Linked DNA regions of Homo sapiens: all the other regions are linked to region 2. A link is a contact called in ENCODE Hi-C or POLR2A ChIA-PET data. All regions are on one chromosome and are shown on one strand. The core of a region is the stretch at or near the end of the contact, and the rest is flanking DNA. Distances in the headings are between cores, read along the strand shown. Region 1 holds the start of ATL3 (atlastin GTPase 3). Region 2 holds the start of CSKMT (citrate synthase lysine methyltransferase). Region 3 holds the start of COX8A (cytochrome c oxidase subunit 8A). Region 4 holds the start of CCDC88B (coiled-coil domain containing 88B).

The links. Hi-C counts contacts between places; a loop is a spot of excess contacts on that map. ChIA-PET counts read pairs that join two places held with the same protein, here RNA polymerase II (POLR2A). Pooled maps may share reads with other maps.
Region 1: a loop to region 2 is called in a pooled map, with 10 times the contacts of the local background. The contact joins the promoter of ATL3 here to the promoter of CSKMT in region 2. A Hi-C loop is called at or near these places in 1 of 37 single-sample maps with no recorded cell type and 6 of 50 pooled maps. POLR2A ChIA-PET finds 5 or more read pairs at or near these places in 1 of 52 experiments (A549).
Region 3: a pooled map shows a loop between it and region 2 (5-fold over the local background). The contact joins the promoter of COX8A here to the promoter of CSKMT in region 2. A Hi-C loop is called at or near these places in 5 of 50 pooled maps. POLR2A ChIA-PET finds 5 or more read pairs at or near these places in 2 of 52 experiments (H1 and activated T-cell).
Region 4: a loop to region 2 is called in a pooled map, with 5 times the contacts of the local background. The contact joins the promoter of CCDC88B here to the promoter of CSKMT in region 2. A Hi-C loop is called at or near these places in 2 of 50 pooled maps. POLR2A ChIA-PET finds 5 or more read pairs at or near these places in 3 of 52 experiments (GM10248, HEK293 and PC-9).

The regions. Positions count from the first base shown.
Region 1 is chr11:63,669,715-63,674,564 of GRCh38, reverse strand. It overlaps ATL3 (atlastin GTPase 3), which reads left to right and starts at 3,189. Exons shown (of 13, transcript NM_015459.5): 1 at 3,189-3,275. The coding sequence starts at 3,230. RefSeq lists enhancers at 2,673-2,782, 2,823-3,322, 3,323-3,824 and silencers at 2,873-2,992, 3,313-3,372, 3,403-3,662.
Region 2 is chr11:62,661,753-62,666,675 of GRCh38, reverse strand. CSKMT (citrate synthase lysine methyltransferase) reads right to left here and starts at 1,364. Exons shown (of 3, transcript NM_001043229.2): 1 at 1,344-1,364; 2 at 730-1,029; 3 at 1-280. The coding sequence starts at 796. It overlaps LBHD1 (LBH domain containing 1), which reads left to right. Exons shown (of 7, transcript NM_024099.5): 5 at 1,703-1,827; 6 at 3,343-3,440; 7 at 3,517-3,859. The coding sequence ends at 3,547. It overlaps C11orf98 (chromosome 11 open reading frame 98), which reads left to right and starts at 1,466. Exons shown (of 4, transcript NM_001286086.2): 1 at 1,466-1,545; 2 at 1,703-1,827; 3 at 3,343-3,440; 4 at 3,517-3,859. The coding sequence starts at 1,507. The coding sequence ends at 3,626. SNORA57 (small nucleolar RNA, H/ACA box 57) reads right to left here and starts at 1,254; the gene lies at 1,106-1,254. RefSeq lists enhancers at 17-116, 137-186, 237-346, 1,017-1,246.
Region 3 is chr11:63,971,972-63,976,491 of GRCh38, reverse strand. It overlaps COX8A (cytochrome c oxidase subunit 8A), which reads right to left and starts at 1,872. Exons shown (of 2, transcript NM_004074.3): 1 at 1,698-1,872; 2 at 1-267. The coding sequence starts at 1,811. The coding sequence ends at 172. RefSeq lists an enhancer at 1,519-1,958.
Region 4 is chr11:64,337,562-64,342,506 of GRCh38, reverse strand. CCDC88B (coiled-coil domain containing 88B) reads right to left here and starts at 2,303. Exons shown (of 27, transcript NM_032251.6): 1 at 2,181-2,303; 2 at 1,755-1,900; 3 at 1,489-1,600; 4 at 1,329-1,398; 5 at 1,179-1,237; 6 at 1,003-1,086; 7 at 765-908; 8 at 368-513; 9 at 132-213. The coding sequence starts at 2,240. It overlaps LOC102723878 (a long non-coding RNA gene), which reads left to right and starts at 1,715. Exons shown (of 4, transcript NR_188518.1): 1 at 1,715-1,966; 2 at 2,429-2,607. It overlaps MIR7155 (microRNA 7155), which reads left to right and starts at 603; the gene lies at 603-658. RefSeq lists silencers at 1,615-1,664, 1,685-1,764.

The sequences.
Region 1 (4,850 bases), core at 1,940-4,439, 1.0 Mb before region 2:
TTGTTTGTTTGTTTGTGACAGAATTTTGCTCTTATTGCCCAGGCTGGATGCAATGGCAGGATCTCAGCTCGCTGCAACCACTGCCTCCCGGGTTCAAGAGATTCTCCTGCCTCAGCCTCTGGAGTAGCTGGGATTACAGGTGCCTGCCACCACTCTTGGCTAAGTTTTTGTATTTTTAGTACAGACGGGATTTCACCATGTTGGCCAGGCTGGTCTCCAACTCCTGACCTCAGGTGATCCACCTGCCTCGGCCTCCCAAAGTGTAGGGATTACAGGTGTGAGCCACTGCCCCCAGCCCCCAGACTGGTCTTGAACTCCTGGGCTCAAGAGATCCTCCCAGTTAGACCGCTGTGCTGTTGGCTGAAATACCAATAATGAAGTAGCTGACAAGGTCTTAAGCTTTCAGTATGTTACCATGTTGAGGACCTAATATTCAACTTTATAAGACCCTATCAAGTGGGGTTGGCTATTTTCTTTTTACAAATGAAGATGCCAAATCATTACCCCATTTTACACACATGCAAAATAAGGTATGGAAATTTAAATGATGCCCAGGGATGTAGTATTCCAACTTGTCCCTTCCAAGTTGCTTAAATAATGATCCTGCACATAGAGGGCAGAAAGCTGAACTGTGTCCCAGTACAGTCACAGTGAATGATATTTCCTCAGCTGTCTATCCCACAGGACTGCGAGTCTCTGGAGGATAGGAATGTGTCTTATGCAGCATTATGGCCTATCACGGTACCTGGCATATAACAAATGACCTATTTTTGGAAAGCTTTGGAACCTGAGTCATGGTGGATGCCATTGCAGAAAACAATTTTGCTATTTTTGTGTTTCATAAACCACTTGAGTATCTTGAATATTTATGACTTTATTTTGCTTTTCCAGAATGAATATGCTGATTACTAATTTTGATCACTAACCACGCAGTCATCATTTCCAAACACACAGCTCACTTAGCCTAGAACAACCGTGTGGGTCTTTAAATCATTTTGCAGATGATGAAATGGATTCAGAGAGGTTAAGTAGCTCGCCCAAGGTTGCATAGCTAGTGAACATCAGAGCCAGGTAAGTCTGACCCCAAAGCCAGTAGTCTGTCCACTCAAATATGTCTACATGTCACCTACTTCTGGAAAACCTCAAGGGAAGCTCAACCTCTGATCATAGCACATAACTCAATTCAGAGTGAGATAGCTGAAGGCAGGCTGTAACCAGTATTGTCAATATTTGGCACTTTCAATGTCCAGTGTTTTGATGACCCTGGATATTTGAGAAGGAAATAACACAAAACATGTTTCTCATTTACAGGGGTTGCTTTCTAAGTTGTGACTAATCCTTAAGTCCACCTATAATTTGTACTGTTTTGTTCCAAATGCCAAAAGCTTCTACAAGGGCTACAATGCTGATGTGCTAACATTGACCTTGATACCTTGATGATGTAATATTGAGACATATATCAGTATTTGCTGGTCACTTCCTGAGAAGTTGGATTTCAGTGAATCTCTGGGGAGCCCTTAAAATAAACTAGGGTATTTTGTTCAATAGTAAAAGTTAGGTATTTAATATTAAAGGAACCAGAAAGTGAGTGAGCAGTGTTAGATGTAACATATATCTTCTTCATCCATTAATTCAATAGATATTTGAGTCTCTATTATCTGCCAGCAGTATTTAGGGACTGGGGATATACAAGTAAACAAAACAGACAAAAATTCCTATCTGTTTGGAACTTACATTCAGTGGGAAGAGACAAACACAATGAAAGGTAAAACATAAGTCAGATAGTAGCAGGAAGTCTTTTTTTTTTTTTTTTTTTTTGAGATGGAGTCTTGCTCTTTCTCCCAGGCTGGAGTGCAGTGGTGCCATCTCCACTCAATGCAACCTCTCCTGCCTCAGCCTCCCGAGTAGCTGGGATTACAGGCGCCTGCCACCACGCCTGGTTAATTTTTTGTATTTTTAGAAGAGATGGGGTTTCACCATGTTAGCCTGGCTGGTCTTGAACTCCCGACCTCAGGTGATCCAACCACCTCAGCCTCCCAAAGTGCTGGGATTACAGGCGTGAGCCACCGCGCCTGGCCAAGTGGTATGAAGTCTTTTGGAGAAAAGTAATGCAGGGAAAAGGAGCAGAGAATGCTGGGATGTGCGTGCAAGTTTTTTTTTTTTTTTTTTGATGGAGTTTTGCTCCTGTTGCCTACGCTGGTGTGCAATGGTGCGATCTCGGCTCACTGCAACCTCCGCCTCCTGGGTTCAAGCGATTCTCCTGTTCAGCCTCTGGACTAGCTGGGATTACAAGCGTGCGCCACTACGCCTGGCTAATTTCGTATTTTTAGTAGAGACGGGGATTCTCCATGTTGGTCAGGCTGGTCTCGAACGCCCACGACCTCAGGTGATCCACCCGCCTCGGCCTCCCAAAGTGCTGGGATTACAGGCGTGAGGCACGGCGCCCGGCCTGGACTTCTTACATTAGCTATCAGAGCGGTGATGGTGCGCATCAGCCATGGCCAGGGACAGGAATATAGGGAGATGATAATAAAGGTGGTAATGAAGTCACGGCCACCTGCCCTTATGAAGTCAAAATCATTAAAGACCCAGTGACGTTCATGCCATCCAGGGTTGAGGCCTCTCTTCTGCCCACCTGTGGTCCCAGGCCTAGTTAAACACCAAAGCTGTCTCTCACACTGGTGGTTCCAGGATAAAGCCTCGGCCTGGGGCCTGGTCTGCACGTTAGGCGCCGGCCGCAGCTCGCAGGAGGACCCGAGCCAGCCCGCCCCTTCCCGCACAGCCTGCTGGGAGTTGTAGTTCAGTCGTCGGAGAACCACGCCAAGCCCCGCCCCAGATGAGTGCGCAGTATGAGGACCGCTGGCCGGGACCCAGTGAGCGCGGGACTACAATTCCCAAAGGACGGTAGCACTCAGCGCCCCGCCAACAGGTACCCGGCGGCTCGCTTCGCGCACACGCGGCAGGCGGTGGCGGGATTCTGCCGCGTGCGCTTTCCCGCCCCGCCTCGCCTAGCCTCGTCCTGCGCTCGCCACGCCTCGGGCTGTCCGTTGGGCCACGCAGACCGCGCTGCGCTCGCTCCGTCGCGGCTCCGCGTGCCCCACCTTCTGGCTAGTTTTTTCTAGAGCCCAGGCTCCGCCCGTTTCCCGCTTCCAGGGCCCGGTTCGTTCCCGCCCGCACCCGTCCCTCTCCTCTGCACCCCTGCTGCTTCTGCTTTGAAGGCGGAGGCTCCATGTTGTCCCCTCAGCGAGTGGCAGCAGCTGCCTCAAGAGGAGCAGGTGAGGCGCCGATTTTCCCTGGATCGCCCCGCGGCCACCCCCGCCGCCTTCCCTGCTGTAGTTCTGAAAAGAACCCCCGCCCGCGCCGCCGCCCTTCCTCGTCCCGGGGCTGGGACCGCGCGTCCCTCGCCGGGGTCACTCGGTTTCCGAATTTGTGGTGGGGGGGCCCCTCTTCGGGCCCAGCTGGTCCAGCGAGGGCGGCACCTTCCTTACTTTTCGGCCGGGGGCGGCCGCCGTCAGGGCTCGGGCCCTGGTGCCGCCGGGGGCTCCTCCAGCTCCTCCCCTGGGCTGCAGCTGCCCCTGGGCGGCCCAAGGGCCGGTGGTCCCCGTGGGCGGCGTCCGGAGCTTCGGCCCCGCCGAGCCCCGCCCTGGGCAGAGCCGGGCGCCCCAGGGCGCTGCCCCTCCGTGCCCGGGCACTCAGCGCCCTCTCTGGTCGGAGAATCGGGGCCTGGATGGAGCGGGAAGGTGAATGCTGGTTTATTTGGCCTTTCTGGAAGTGCTGGAAGGCTGCGAAGTGTCTTGGAAGCTTTATTTTTATCCTAACGACCTTGAGGCACTGACCACAAGTATTAGGAAAGTTGGTTTTCAACCCATACTTAACGCTGTAAAGAATTGGTCTAAATTGGTTTTTCGTAAGTTAGTGCTTTTGGCACAGTACGTTGTTCTTTTGCTTTCCCGAAGACATGAAACATAGTGAAAGTATTAAAAACCAAATAAGGAGTCACCGTGTATTCACGGATCTGATTTAGTCTGTCATTTTACTTGGCTTTATTCTAGTGTAATGTGTGTGCTGTTGAAATGACCGTTTCACTTGCGAAATCGAAGAGCAAAAAGGAAAAGAACAGTGAAGAATTTTTAAATGAGTCTCAGTTCTCAAATTCAAATACGAAGCAATGGAACGTTTTGTCAGTCTTAGAATAACGGACCAAAAATGTACGATTTCACATATTGGCTTACTTTTGGAGATTTAAGAAGCATAACCTACGGAGTACTAATCCCTGTCAAGAATTTAGCATTGCAACATAGGTACTGAAATTCAAATTAGTGCTTTTTTTTTTCCATTCCCACAGAGATTAGCTTGTACTCCAGAAATTCCTGTTGCCGCTCTAACACCTGTAAACACTTGGCTGAGAAGGATCTCAGTATTGCAGTAGTCCAGCACATTGTTTTATTATTATTTTTTGAGACGGAGTTTTGCTCTGGTCACCCAGGCTGGAGTGCAATGGCGCGATCTCGGCTGATTGCAACCTCCGCTTCCTGGGTTCAAGCAATTCTTCTGCCTCATCCTCCCGGGTAGCTGGGATTACAGGCGCTCTCCACCATGCGCGGCTATTTTTTTTTGAGACGGAGTTTCGTTTTTGCTACCTAAACTGGAGTACAGTGGCGCAGTCTCGGCTCACTGCACCCTCCGCCTCCTGGGTTCAAATGATTCTCCTGCGTCAGCCTCCCGAGTAGCTGGGATTATAGACATCCGCCACCAGGCCCAGCTAATTTTTTGTATTTTTAGTAGAAACGGGGTTTCACCACGTTGGCCAGGCTGGTCTCGAACTCCTGACCTCAGGTGAACCACCCTCC
Region 2 (4,923 bases), core at 115-2,614:
ATGTGGGCCACAGCCACAGGAGAAAAGTCCACCCCCAGCACATCCACTGGGTGTGGAGATTTGGTGTAGAGGCCTGTACATAGGCTGGAAGTCCCACAGCCCACATCCAGCACTCGCAGAGGACTGGCAGCCTGTGCCTCCTGCAGCAATGGCAGTAGGAGCCCCTGGACTTCGTCGTATCCAAAGAACCAGTCGAAGGTGGGGACAGTGCCCAAACGAGGCTGGGCATGCAGCCGATCCCAGAGACAGCGGTCCGCCAGGCAACTATCAGCCAGTGAGCCTGTGGGCACGGTTGGAGGGTGTCACTTGGTCTATGTCGCCACTGCAAAAACGTCGTATATACACACTGGCGTCTTTTTTTTTTTTGAGACAGGGTCTCACTCTGTGACCCAGGGTTGAGTACAGTAGCACAATGATGGCTCACTGAAGCCTCCACCTCAGCCTCCTGAGTAGCTAGGACTATAGGCGCCATCGTGCCCGGTTAATTTTTTTTGTAGACAGGGTCTCGCTATGTTGCCCTAGGTTGGTCTCGAACTCCTGGGCCAAGCGATCTGCCCGCCTCGGCCTGGCAAAGTGTTAGCATTACAGCCGTGAGCCACCACGCACGGCCCACCGTAGGGTTTGAGAATCACAATTTCAGGGACTACACTCCTGACTCACGAGGAACCCACCTTACCCTCCCCACTCTGCCCCCACCTTGCCCTCTCCACTCTGCCCCCACCTCCCTACCCGCAAAGGGGCGGCACGTCCCCATCATCAGGCTCGGCAAGTGGAGCATTCGACGCAGCGCGGCCATCTGGAGATTCGGGTAAGTTCGACCAGAGAAGCTTATGTGAAGCGTCCACCCTACTCCAGCCGGAGAGGCCTGAGGTCCAGGGGAAGATCTGCAAATTCCGCGTAGCGAAAGGCGGCGTACAGCTTCCCCGAACTCTGCAGTCCCGGAAAAAAGAACGCGGACACAGACTATGGTAGGAACGGCCTTTATTGGCTGCAGCGGGAAGTGGAGGAGGGTATACAGCGTCCGCAGACCTGAAATCAAATGAGAAAGTGTGAGCACCCCGATGGAGGAGCCAGCTGGATCTCGGTTGTCCTTCTCCGAGATTCCCGGTGTCCCGGCGTTTGAGGATAGAACCAGCGGATGGGAAGCCGCCAGCACCGAAGACATGACGCCGAGGGGGCCAGAGCCCTTTCCCTCTTCCTCCGTACATTACGGGGAGCGGCACCACAAGCCCGATCCCCGCCAAGAAAAGGAGGGTCCTGAGACCCCGCCCAGAGCCTTCCACCCGGCACCCCCACCACTCCCGGCCGCCCAATCTGGCTACTACAGCTAAAACCACACTTACTAGCTCACCACCCTCCGAAAGGCCTCCCGCACCGCGGAGCTCCTTTATATAGCCCGAGGACCCGCCCCCGAGTTGCGATTGGCCCGCGGAAGGCCGGGGCGGAGCCCCGCGGATCCGGCGCTGAGCGGAAGTACGGACCGTGAACTGGAGTGGAATCGCGACTATGGGAGCTCCGGGGGGAAAGATCAACCGGCCCCGAACGGTGACTGTGTGGGGGCCGCGACTTTGTTTCCTCAAGCGTTCCTGAGCCCTTTTATCTCGCACGAGATGGGATCAGTGAGGGGCCGGGGCTGCCTGGTGGAGGGGCCCCGGGTCGCGGCGAGCCCACTCCATCTGATTCGCATCTTTCTCCCCGGCAGGAGCTGAAGAAGAAGCTGTTCAAACGCCGGCGGGTGTTGAATCGGGAGCGGCGTCTGAGGCACCGGGTGGTCGGGGCTGTGATAGACCAAGGGCTGATCACGCGGCACCACCTCAAGAAGCGGGCGTAAGTACTAGACCCTCTTCCTGTTGGTCGTCCCCACCGAGTCTTCCTTCCTCCCTGCAGAGCTCCGGAGCAGCTTCACCTCTCAGCTCACCTTGTGCACTGACGCTTATGCGGGGAATGTCTGTCGGCTGTTAGTTCCTAAGCTCTGATAGCCTCTCACAATACCTGTAGCAGACAACCTTTCTTTGGGTTTTGGATTCTGTTAAGAATCTCAGGAAAGCCGGGGATGGTGGCTCATACCTGTAATCCCAGCACTTTGGGGGGCTGAGGTGGGCGGATCACCTGAGGTCGGGAGTTCGAGACCAGCCTGACCAACATGGTGAAACCCCGTTTTTGCTAAAAATACAAAAATTAGCCAGGCGTTGTGGCCGGCACCTGTAGTCCCAGCTACACGGGAGGCTGAGGCAGGAGAATTGCTTGAACCTGGGAGGCGGAGGTTGCAGTGAGCCGAGATCACGCCACTGCACTCCAGCCTGGGCCACAGAGTGAGACTCCGTCTCAAAAAAAAAAAAAAAAAAAAAAGAATATCAGGAAATCTGTTGGCTCTCCATTCTCCAAGTAATGTTATACATTCACACAGATTTTTATAAGTAAACTTATTTTTACATACAGAAAAGTGCACACATAGGCGCATAAAACTCGAAGAATTTTCCCAAAGGCACTCATAGGATTTCACTTGTAAGTTTCAAGGCCTCCTGTGTCTTGAGGAAGAGTTCCCATCCCATTAATTACTTTCTGTGTCCTTTTTTTTTTTTTTTTTTTTTTTCCTCTTTTTTGAGACAGAGTCTCCCTCTGTTGCCCAGGCTGGAGTGAAGTGGCATGATCTCGGCTCACTGCAACCCCTGCCTCCTGGGTTTAAGCTATTCTCTTGCCTCAGCCTCCCGAGTAGCTGGGATTACAGGTGCTCCCCACTGCACCCGGCTAATTTTTGTATTTTTAGTAGAGACGGGGTTTCACCATGTTGGCCAGGCTGGTCTTGAACTCCTGACCTCAGGTGATCCGCCCACCTCAGCCTCCCAAAGTGTTGGGATTACAGGCATAAGCCACCGCCCCCGATCTATGTCCTTTCATTAGCTTCTTCAATGTAAATATTTAGGGTTTCTATTACTATTTATATTATATTTATTTAATACTTTTCCTTTTTTTTTTTTTTTTGAGACGGAGTCTCGCTTTGTCGCCCAGGCTGGAGTGCAGTGGCGCGATCTCGGCTCACTGCAAGCTCCGCCTTCTGGGTTCACGCCATTCTCCTGCCGCAGCCTCCCGAGTAGCTGGGACTACAGGCGCCCGCCACTGCGCCCAGCTAATGTTTTGTATTTTTAGTAGAGACAGGGTTTCACCGTGGTCTCGATCTCCTGACCTCGTGATCCAGCCGCCTCGGCCTCCCAAAGTGCTGGGATTACAGGCGTGAGCCACTGCGCCCAGCCTATTTAATACTTTTTCTATAGCCAGAACTATTTGTGTGACCTCAGTTGGTTCAGGTTAACCTAGCTCTCTTTATTTCCACTTACCCATCAGGTCCAGTGCACGTGCCAACATTACACTGTCAGGGAAGAAGCGCAGAAAACTCCTCCAGCAGATCCGGCTTGCCCAGAAAGAGAAGACAGCCATGGAAGGTGAGGCTGGGACAGAGGTGGGTGAGGGGAATCCTGGATTTATTTGGGATAATACTTCCTTCTTCCCTTTACTCAGTGGAAGCCCCTTCAAAGCCAGCCAGGACTAGTGAACCACAGCTCAAAAGGCAAAAGAAGACAAAAGCCCCCCAGGATGTAGAAATGAAGGACCTTGAAGATGAGAGCTAAACCTCTTCCACTAGAAGATTCTCAACTGGAGCCAGCCTTCAGACTCAGTGGTTGTTTCAGAGGACTTTGACAAAAGCAAGGCCCCTTTTCACTCTCCAGATTTCCTCCTACCTAATGGCCTACTGACCTCCCCTAGAGGGATGTCTTTGGGAGGGAAGAAGGTACAGAAGAAAGATTGGAGAAGGGCCTCTCTAGCAGTCAACTCCATTTGTAATAAAGCCCTAGCACTCTGAGATGTGTGTGATTAAATGTAGGAATGGGGATGGGTCATGAAAAGATTGGGGAGTATGGAAACAAGACAGTGAGGAAGCAGTACCCACAGCTTCCTTGTGCAAATGCAACAAGATGCCAGCCTCTGCCCTCAAGAGTGGTGGTGCCTGGCCGGGTGCAGTGGCTCACGCCTCTAATGCCAGCACTTTGGGAGGCCGAGGCAGGTGGATCACCTGAGGTCACAAGTTCGAGACCAGCCTGGCTAACCCCGTTTCTACTAAAAATACAAAAAATTAGCCGGGCGTGGTGGTGCACGCCTGTAATCCCAGCTACTTGGAGGCTGAGGCAGGAGAATCGCTTGAACCCGGGAGGCGGAGATTGCCTACCGGGGTATTGCTTGAGGCCAGGAACTCAAGGCTGTAGTGTGCTGTGATCTCATCTGTCTCCTTAGTGAGTGATACTCTAACTTTCCATTTATGACAAAGATACAGATTATTCGAGAAGTTGAAGTTACAGTGAGCCAAGATTGTCCCACTGCACTCCAGCCTGGGCAACAGAGTGAGCCATTGTCTCGAAAAATATAGATAGATAATTGTAGGGATAGCAGAGGTAAAGGTCCTGATACCAGTTCTGCCACTGCCTCTGTGTGACTAAGGTAGGCAAGACACCTTACCTCTTCTGTCTTACTTCTTTTGCTGCATTATATTTTCATTTTAATTTATATATATATATATTTATTTATTTATTTTATTTTAATTTTTTTTTTTTTGAGACAGAGTCTCACACTGTAGCCCCGGCTGGAGTGCAATGGCATAATCTTGGCTCACTGCACCCTCTGCCTCCCGGGTTCAAGCAATTCTCCTGCCTCAGCCTCCTGAGTAGCTGGGATTACAGGCGCCTGCCACCAGGCCTGGCTTATTTTTTGTATTTTTTAGTAGAGACAGGGTTTCAGTATGTTGGCCAGGCTGATCTTGAACTCCTGACCCTGTGATCTTCCCACGTCGGCCTCCCAAAGTGCTGGGACTACAGGTGTGAGCCACCGTGCCCGGCCACCCCTGACTAATTTTAAAAAATTTTCTGTAGAAAT
Region 3 (4,520 bases), core at 623-3,122, 1.3 Mb before region 2:
AGTGACCCCCAAGGAGGTCACCATGGAGACATCAAGAGGTCATGATTGCAGAAGAGGTGACTGGAATTGAATGACATGATCCAGGGGAGGCCGGCCACAAATGCAGTAACATGACCAGGATGGGCCGGTGGGGCTGGTCAGGTCACAGTGTGAGGGACAGAACGGACCCCTTCACTCTGGCCTCCTGTAGGTCTCCAGGTGTGACAGGATCCAGCCCGCTGGCAGGAGGAAGGTCACGAAGCAGGAGGTAAGCCCAACGGCCAATTCCTACACAGAGCACAAGAAAGAAGGCACCTCGGAGTCAGTATTCCCCTAGGCTCTCTAAGTCCTTGCAGTTCCCAGGCAGCAGAAAGCCCCGCTCAGGGAGCCAGGACTCAGAGGCAAGTGGGAGGCCCCGCATCCTCACGTTAAAGGAATCCACGCTCCACGGAGCAGACAGAGCAGGTCCAAAGCTACGCTAACCCTTGAGGTAAAGGGTCAGTTATAAGGAGGGGGAAGAGTGAGAGGAAGGAGAGACAGCTGGGGTTAGGGTTCAGGGAGAAATGCACCACCAGATGGTAAAGGAAGGGACAGGAAGCAGGATTTATTGAAACCTGTTTTAAAGCTGGTCTGGGCCGGGCATGGTGGCTCACACCTGTAATCCCAGCAATTTGGGAGGCCAAGGCGGGCGGATCACAAGGTCAGGAGTTAGAGACCAGCCTGACCAACATGGTGAAACCCCGTCTCTACTAAAAATACAAAAAATTAGCCGGGAGTGGTGGCGGGCGCCTGTGATCCCAGCTACTCGGGAGACTGAGGCAGGAGAATGGCTTGGCTTAAACCTGGGAGGCGGAGGTTGCAGTAAGCCGAGATCGCACCACTGCACTCCAGCCTGGGTGACAGAGCAAGACTCCGTCTCAAAAAAACAAACAACAAACAAAAAAAGCAAAGCCTGTATGTTAAGACCCAGGATCCTTGCATGGGCCAGTAACTCCAAAACGATACCTATCCTTCCTTGCCTGAAAACCCCCTCCCAGGCCGGGCGCAGTGGCTCACGCCTGTAATCCCAGCACTTTGGGAGGTTGAGGCAGGCGGATCACGAGGTCAAGAGATCGAGACCATCCTGGCCAACATGGTGAAACCCCGTCTCTACTAAAAATACAAAATTTAGTTGGGCATGGTGGCACGCGCCTGTAGTCCCAGCTATTCGGGAGGCTGAGGCAGGAGAATCGCTTGAACCCGGGAGTCGGAGGCTGCAGTGAGCCGAGATCGCGCCACTGCACTCCAGCCTGGCGACAGAGCGAGAACCCGTCTCAAAATAAATAAGTAAAATAAAATAAAATAAAATAAATAGCAGTAACAACCATTTTCGTCGCTGACAGCGTCAGGCATCCCCCAGTGAACCAACGAGAAAATGGGCTCAGAGCGGCTAAAGAAGTCGGCAGGAGGCGGCGCAGCGAGGAGGCGACAGGAGAGGGAGGGCCTGACAGGACCAGACCCGAGATCCTGGGGCTGTGGGGAAAGACCTAACGCCGACAGCCCCGACTGTCGCCCGGGCACTGTCCCCGTCGTTCGCGCCCTCCAGACATGCCCAAACCGGCACTGCTGCTCCCCGCTACGCTGCGGGGCGCGAGGCATTCTCAGGACCACCTGAGGTCAGCTAGGCAGAAGGGGTCAGCCCACGGCGCCTCCCGCGCTCTTCCAGGCCCGTTCCTCACCATGATCCCAAGCTTCCCCTCCGGCGGCAACGAATGGATCTTGGCGCGCGGCACTGGGAGCCGCCGGGCCGAGCCTGTCAAGCCCCGCAGCAGCAGCGGCGTCAGGACGGACATGATGGCACGGAGTACACCACAAAAAACGGTCAGCCGTAGCCCAAGGTCAGGAAGCCAAAATGGCTGCGCTGGCCGGAAGTTCTGGAGCTGGGGAAGCAGGGAAACTGCGGCGCGGAAGTCTCTCGGAAATGACGCAAGAACACACCTCCCACAGCCCTTGGCAGTTTTTGGCGCGTTCCTCGAAACAGCCAATTGACACCTTCCTACGCTATGGGCGGAGCACAAAAGGGCTCTTCTTCGAGTTATGTTCCGCCTCCAAGGCTTATACTTGTGAATGACATCTGGGGCCACCCAATCATGTACGCGAGAAGCCTAAACTGTTCTTGACTCCTCCCTTCATTCATACTGTTAAATCTCTCTCTATTCAGGCTGGGCGTGGTGGCTCACGCCCGTAATCTCAGAACTTTTGGGAGGCCGTCTGTACTAAAAAAAAAAAAGTACGGGCTGGGCGCGTTGGCTCACGCCTCTAATCCCAGCACTTTGGGAGGCCGGGGCGGGTAGATCATCTGAGGTCAGGAGTTTGACACCAGTCTTGCCAGCATGGTGAAACCCCATCTCTACGAAAAATACAAAAATTGGCCGGGCGCAGTGGCTCACGCATGTAATCCCAACACTTTGGGAGGCCGGGGCCGGTAGATCATCTGAGGTCAGGAGTTTGAGACCAGTCTTGCCAGCATGGTGAAACCCCATCTCTACGAAAAATACAAAAATTGGCCGGGCGCAGTGGCTCACGCTTGTAATCCCAACATTTTGGGAGGCCGAGGCGGGTGGATCACCTGAGGTCAACAGTTCGAGACCAGACTGGCCAACATGGTGAAACCCCGTCTCTACTAAAAATACAAAAATTAGCTGGGCATGGTGGTGGGCGCCTGTAATTCCAGCTACTCGGGAGGCTGAGTCAGGAGAATTGCTGAACCCAGGAGACGGAAGTTGCAGTGAGCCGAGATTGAGCCATTGCAGTCCAGACTGGGCCACAAGAGCGAAACTCCATCTCAAAAATAAAAAACAACAATAAAAAAAGTTCGAAAGCAGCCTGGCCAACATGGTGAGACTCCATCTCGACTAAGAATACAAAAAATAGCCAGGCATGGTGGTAGATGCCTGTAATCTCAGCTACTAGGGAGGCTGAGGCAGGAGAACTGCTTGAACCCGGTAGGCAGAGGTTGCAGTGAGCTGAGATCACGCCACTGCACTCCAGCCTGGGCGACACAGCAAGACTCCGTCTCAAAAAAAAAAAAAAAAAAAAATCTCTCTATTGAGAGTCCCCTCCTCTCCACCAGGCCTCCGTCGTTTTTGTTGAGAATTCCTGACACTGACCTAGTAACCAAACCTCCCTCAATTACTATTACACTCTTCAATTCCAGTTACCATGCTGGAGCAGCCAACTTCCCTTCCTTCCTACCCTATCACTCTCTCTCCCTCCCCCATCCCTTCCTTCTTGGTTTTTTAAACCTAAATCTGACCAAGTCATATACTTTCAGTGGCTCCCCATTGCTTCCTAGTCAAAATCCCAATTCCCGGATGTCACTGTCCAGCCTCAACTCTCAAAACTCTTCAATATTCCACACCTTCGACCCTGCTCTCTGATTTCCACCAACAAGCCTTTTGTTGCATTCAAAATGCACTCTGCATTTTGTTATTGATGTTGAGACAAGGTCTAGCTCTAAGCCCAGGCTGGAGTGGAGTGTGGTGTGATCTCGGCTCACTGCAGCCTTGCAACCTCCACCTCCCAGACTCAAGCCAACCTCCCACCTCAGCCTCCCAAGTAGCTGGGATTACAGGTGCCCACCACCATGCCTGGCTTTTTTTTTTTTTTTTTTTTTTTGAAATAGAGTCTTGCGCTGTTGCCCAGGCTGGAGTGCAGTGGCACTATCTTGGCTCTCTGCAACCTCCGCCTCCCGGGTTCAAGCAATTCTCCTGCCTCAGCCTCCTGAGTAGCTGGGATTACAGGCATCTGCCACCATGCCCGGCTATTTTTTGTATTTTTAGTAGAGACAAGGTTTCACCATGTTGGCCAGGCTGGTCTCGAACTCCTGACTTCAGGCGATCCACCCACCTTGGCCTCCCAAGGTGCTGGGATTACAGGCATGAGCCACAGCGCCCAGCCTAATTTTTGTAGTGTTTGTAGAGCTGGAGGGGGGTCTTGCTATGTTAGTCAGGCTAGTCTCAAACTCGTGAGCTGAAGCGATCCACCCAGATCAGCCTCCCAAAGTGCTGGGATTACAGGCATTTGTCAGGGCACCTGGCCTTGCCTCTGCACTTTGGGTTTTGTTTTTGAGACATGCATCACCCAGGCTGGAGTGCAGTGGTGCAATATCAGCTCACTGCAACCTCCACCTCCCTGGCTCAAGCGATTCTCCTGCCTCAGCCTCCCAAGCAGCTGGGATTACAGGTGTATGCCACCACACCCGGCTAATTTTTGCATTTTTAATAGCGACAGGGTTTCGCCATGTTGGCCAGGCTGGTCTTGAACTCCTGGCCTCATGTCATCTGCCCGCCTCAGCCTCCCAAAGTGCTGGGATTACAGGCATGAGCCACTGTGCCCGGCGTTGCTTCTGCATTTTATGTTCATTTTTTCAGCTCCTATGCAGGCTGCCTTTTTCACCATGCTAACTCCTGCTTCCTGGCTTCCAGTTAATGATACCACTTACTTTATTCAGTGAATATTTATTAGCCTCTACTGTGTGTTAGGAACTATTGTAGACACCA
Region 4 (4,945 bases), core at 1,054-3,553, 1.7 Mb before region 2:
TGGAGCTGGGAACAGCCAGCCGCGGGCCAGAGGGATTAGGGACGGGAAGGAGCCGGGTTGGGAGGGAGGCAATGGGACCGGGTGCGGGGAGGTTAGGGAATGCCGCGGTGGCGGGGAGCATGTGAGCGCACCTCCTGGCGGAGCCTTCTTATTTCGGCCTCCAAACCCTGCACCTCGGCCTGGGAGTCTAGCAGCAGCTCGGCCTTCTCCTCCCTGGAGGGAAGGGGAGTCTAGGGAGGGTCTGGGGGCCCACAACCCCCAGCCCTTCCCAGGCCTGACCCCTCCCGTAGCCACCAGGGCTAGGGTCCCATCCAGGCTTAATCTGCCCCTCTCCACTCAGTCCCCTTCCCAGGCTGCGCACACTCACAGCTCCTGCCGCAGACGCCGCAGCTGAGCCTTGGCGTTGGCCAGCTGCAGGGCCAGATGGTGCGAGGGGCCCTCGGCGGGAGCCCTAGAGGGAGCCTCAGGCCTCAAGCAGAGGGGTTCTCGCTCCAGCAGCAGTTCAGCCAGCCGCTGTAGGTCAGGGGTCAAGGGTCAGGACTAACTTATCCAATGCCTCTGCACATCGACCCCCAACCACAACACCAGACATGGGGTTGTGGTCTGGGGTCTTGGGCCATCTGGTTGTGACATCACTGATGGCCCAAGACCTCAGACCACAACCCCATGCCTGGGCCCCAAACTTCCATCTCCCTTGCACAACCGGCTCCCTGATGGTCCTCCAGTTCCCCAACCTGAGTCCACGATGCCCCTGCTGCCCCTACCTGGGCCCCCAGGTCACGCTCCCGTGCCAGCTTCGACAGTGTCCCCATCAGGCTCCGGGACAGCATCTCCAGCTCGGCAGGTGCCAGCTCCCCAGGATCTGGCCCAGACAGTGCCAGCACCACGCCGGCCCCCGGCTGGGTCACCTGGGGCGCAGGAAGAGCAGTTCAGTGGAAGCCGCGGTGTGGCAAGGGCGTCCCAGGTGCCATACCAGTCTGGGCTGCCGAACCGTCTCAGTACCTCCTGGATGGCAGCGGCCAGCTCGCTCTGGACCTCGAGACTGAGGCCCTGGATGTGGCGGATGAAGAGTTCCCGGTGCTCACACTGAGGGGAGACAGGAAGGGGAGCTGGTGCAGGATCTCCCTCCTCTACCGCCAAAGCTCGACCCTAACCTTTCCTTCCCACCGCCGGCTCACCTGTACTGACGCTCCCAACAGTAGCCGAAGAACGCCTTCCAGCTGCTCCACCGCTTCTTCTGCAAGGCACATGCCACAAGGGGTTAACTGGGGCGGGGAAGGTAGAGTAGTGCGGGGGCAGAGGCAGGAGGGTGTGGGTGGGGAGAGCACCTGAGAGAGGGTCAAATCCCAATGTCTGGAGGTCTGGGGGTGGCGACAGGATCAGCAGCTGCAGCTCCTCCTGGAGGCAGAGAGGCAGACTATATGAGGCGCCTTCCCGAAGGGGCTCCTCTTCCCCTCCTGTCTCCGCCTTTCCCTCGAGACCCCTTACCTGGTAGAAGTCCCTCAGTCGGCCCCACAGGTGGTTCAGGTTCCACACTCGCCAGGCAGCAGGTCCGTCAAGGCCTCTGAGCATCCGAGGTCCCCCTCGGGAGCTGGGGGCACTATGAGCCGGAGGTGGGCTCGAGGACCCGCCTCCCGTCAACAGGCCTCGCCCACCGTCCCTCAGGCCCCGCCCACTGAGCATCAGGCTCCGCCCACCCGCTTCCCCTCCTCTCAGATCCTTCCCCGCCACCGCCCCGGCCCGATGCCCCTTACATGATGCCCAGCACCCGGAGGAGCAGGGCCCCATCGCTGAGGCGCAGGAATCTCTTCTCCAACCAAAGGGGCGGCTCTTCCTCCTCTTCCTCTTCTTCCCCCTCCGAGTCCTCCGCCTCCCCGACCAGCCCGGCCAGTCCCAGCGCCTGTGAGGAGCCCAGAGGGGTCAGCCGACCAGCAGAGTGAACCCTGAGCCCCTCCGACCTGCCCCAGTGAGCCCAAGCACCCCTTCTCACCCGTCCTCTGAGTGCCTCTGTCCCCTCTTCCCTCACCACAGCCCCCCACACCATATCTCCATCCCCCACATTTGAACCCAGCCCTCCCCTCCGGCCTGGTTCTGCCTCACCCTCCCCCGGCCAGCGCCAACACCAGCCCCTGGCTGGGGCTCACTTCCCCTCCCCAACCCGCTGCCACCTGCCCCCTCACCCAGGTAGCCAGACTCCCACTCAGGAAGTCTCTGAGCCTGGGCCCCTTGCCCCCCTCCATGCCCGGGTCGGGGTGCCCGTCTCACTGTGGCAGCTGCACCTGCCCTGAGAGGAAGAGGAAGTCCCCGAGTGGGGGATCCCGGGGCCAGCCACAGACACCCTGTGCAGCTTCCTCCTTCCGGGTGCAGGCGGGCCTGGGCAGTCTGAGTCCTACCTCAGCCCCCACCTCACCTCCCTGCATCCTCCTAGCATCTCTGCAGGGCTAGCCCAGAGGTTGGCGGCGGAAGGCCCACAGCTCCCCTGGCTCCATGGGCAATGACCGAACAGCCCTTCACCTCTCTGGGCCTTGTTTTCTCAAACTGAAACTGGAGAGGATGACCCCAGCCTGGGACCTTCGAGGGCCTCAAAAGGGCTCTGGGCCTTGCGTGGTGAGTTTGGTCACCCACACACCCATCTTCCCAAATGCCAGGCTTCACTCACTACAGCGTTCTTTCTTTTCCCTTCAGTATTTCTCAAAGTTACCCAAACCACATCCCCTGGGAAGCCTGGTTCAGATGCTCCTCCAAGAAGCCTCCCTTGAACCCCAGATAGAAGGGAGCATCATTCCTGTGACCTCACCCCACCCCATCCTCTATACACTCGAGACTGTTGTAGCCATACTAGGTGCTATGAAGGGGAGGGGATTTGACCTCGGCAGGATGATCAGGGAAGGCATCCTGGAGTACGCATGAGATCAGGGATGGCTGGGTTAACAGGGCAAAGTGGAAAGGAAGGGAGGGTATTCCAGGCAGCAGGAACAGAATGTGCAACTGCTCTGAGGCAGCTGGAAGCATGGTCAGCAAAAAGATTGGAAATTATGCATGTTTTATCTATTCCAAGATGCTTAATGTTCACGTTTCACTTTTTGTTTTGTTTTGTTTTTAAGAGACAGAGTCTGAATCTGTGACCTAGTCTGGAGTGCAGTTGCAAGATCACAACTCGCTGCAACTTCAACCTCCTGGGCTTAAGCAATTCTCCTACTTCAGCCTTCTGAGTAACTGGGACTACGGGTGTGTGCCACCACACCTGGCTAATTATTTTGCTTGTTTTTTGTACAGACAGAGTCTTGCTGTGTTGCCCGGGCTGGTCTCGAACTCCTGGGCTCAAGTGATCCTCCCGCCTTGGCCTCCTGAAGGGCTGAGATGACGGCATGAGCTGCCTCACGCAGCCCCCATTCTACACCTCTGAAGTGAGTTTACATGGTACAGTTGCTGTCTGGCTAGCTGCCGTCCCAACATCACTGTCAGGACCCACACCTGAAAAGCACCAGCATCAAATCCTTCAGAAGAGTGTCAGCAGCTTGGAAGAAATCCTAGAGGCAAGCAGAACCCTTTTTAGCCCTGGGACTCAAATGGTGGGAAACCCCAGGGGAAGGGAACCAGGCTTGTCAGTGACACTCCCTTTTTTTTTTTTTTTTTTTTTTTGGTGAGACGGAGTCTCGCTGTGTCTGTCGCCTAGGCTGGAGTGTAATGGTGCAATTTCGGGTCACTGCAACCTCCGTCTCCCGGGTTCAAGCAATTCTCCTGCCTCAGCCACCTGAGTAGCTGGGATTATAGGCACCTGCCACCACGCCCAGATGCTTTTTTGTGTTTTTAGTAGAGACAGGGTTTCACCATGTTGGCCAGGCTGGTCTCGAACTCCTGACCTCAGGCAATCCACCCACCTCGGCCTCTGAAAGTGCTGGGATTACAGGTGTGAGCCACCACGCCCGGCCTGTCAGTGACACTCCTAGAGCAGAGTGAAAACTCGGCTCCACTTCATCTGCACAATTGTAAAGCTGGCTTAAGAGCGCCTGGCTGTTTTATGGAATGTTTGGAGCAGTACTGCTCTCCGTAGAACTCTCAAGGACTCAGAGAAGGAGGTGGCAGGCAGACACAGACATCACGACTCTCAGACCAAAAATGATTCAAACAAGTTGGACTCTAAATGTGAAGGAGTTTTCTGAACATGGTAACCAATTTATTTTGCTTCTATTATCCTTTTTATGTGTGCATGAGAATTATATATGATAAGAATCTACATTTAAGTGAAACAGAGCTCTTTCGAGAAATACAAAAGAAAAATTCTAGTGATGAAAGAACCTTGGGACATCGTTAACTGGCAGCATTCTCTTTTCTTAGTGACATTTTTATAATCGATGACATCTTAGTTTTTTTTTGTTTTTTGTTTTGAGACAGGATCTCTGTCACCCAGGCTGGAGTGCAGTGATGCAATCACAACACACTGTAGCCTCAACTTCCCTGGCTCAAGGGATCCTCCCACCTCAGCCTCCTCAGTATCTGGGACCACAGACATCCACCATCCACCCAACTAATTTTTGTATTTTTTGTAAAGATGGGGTTTCACCATGTTGCCCAGGCTGGTCTTGAACTCCTGATCTCAAGCAATCCGCTTGCCTTGACCTCCCAAAGTGCTGGGATTACAGGCGTGCACCACTACATCTGGCCAACATCTTAGATTTGATGAAATATGGCGTAATAATGACATCATAGCAAACACGGGCTTCCCTTGAGCTAGGCATGGTTGTAAGTGCTTTACACTTACTAACGTGTTGGCTCTGGACTAGTCTGTGAAATAAGGACTATGGATTATCTCCATTTTATAGAGGAGGGAACAGAGAGGTTAAGTAATTTGCCTAAGGTCACACAGCTTTTAAGTGGCAGAGCCAACTAAAAGAAGGCAGTGGGGCAAGAGTGCAAGGAGCAAGGGGCACCCATAGTCAAGGTG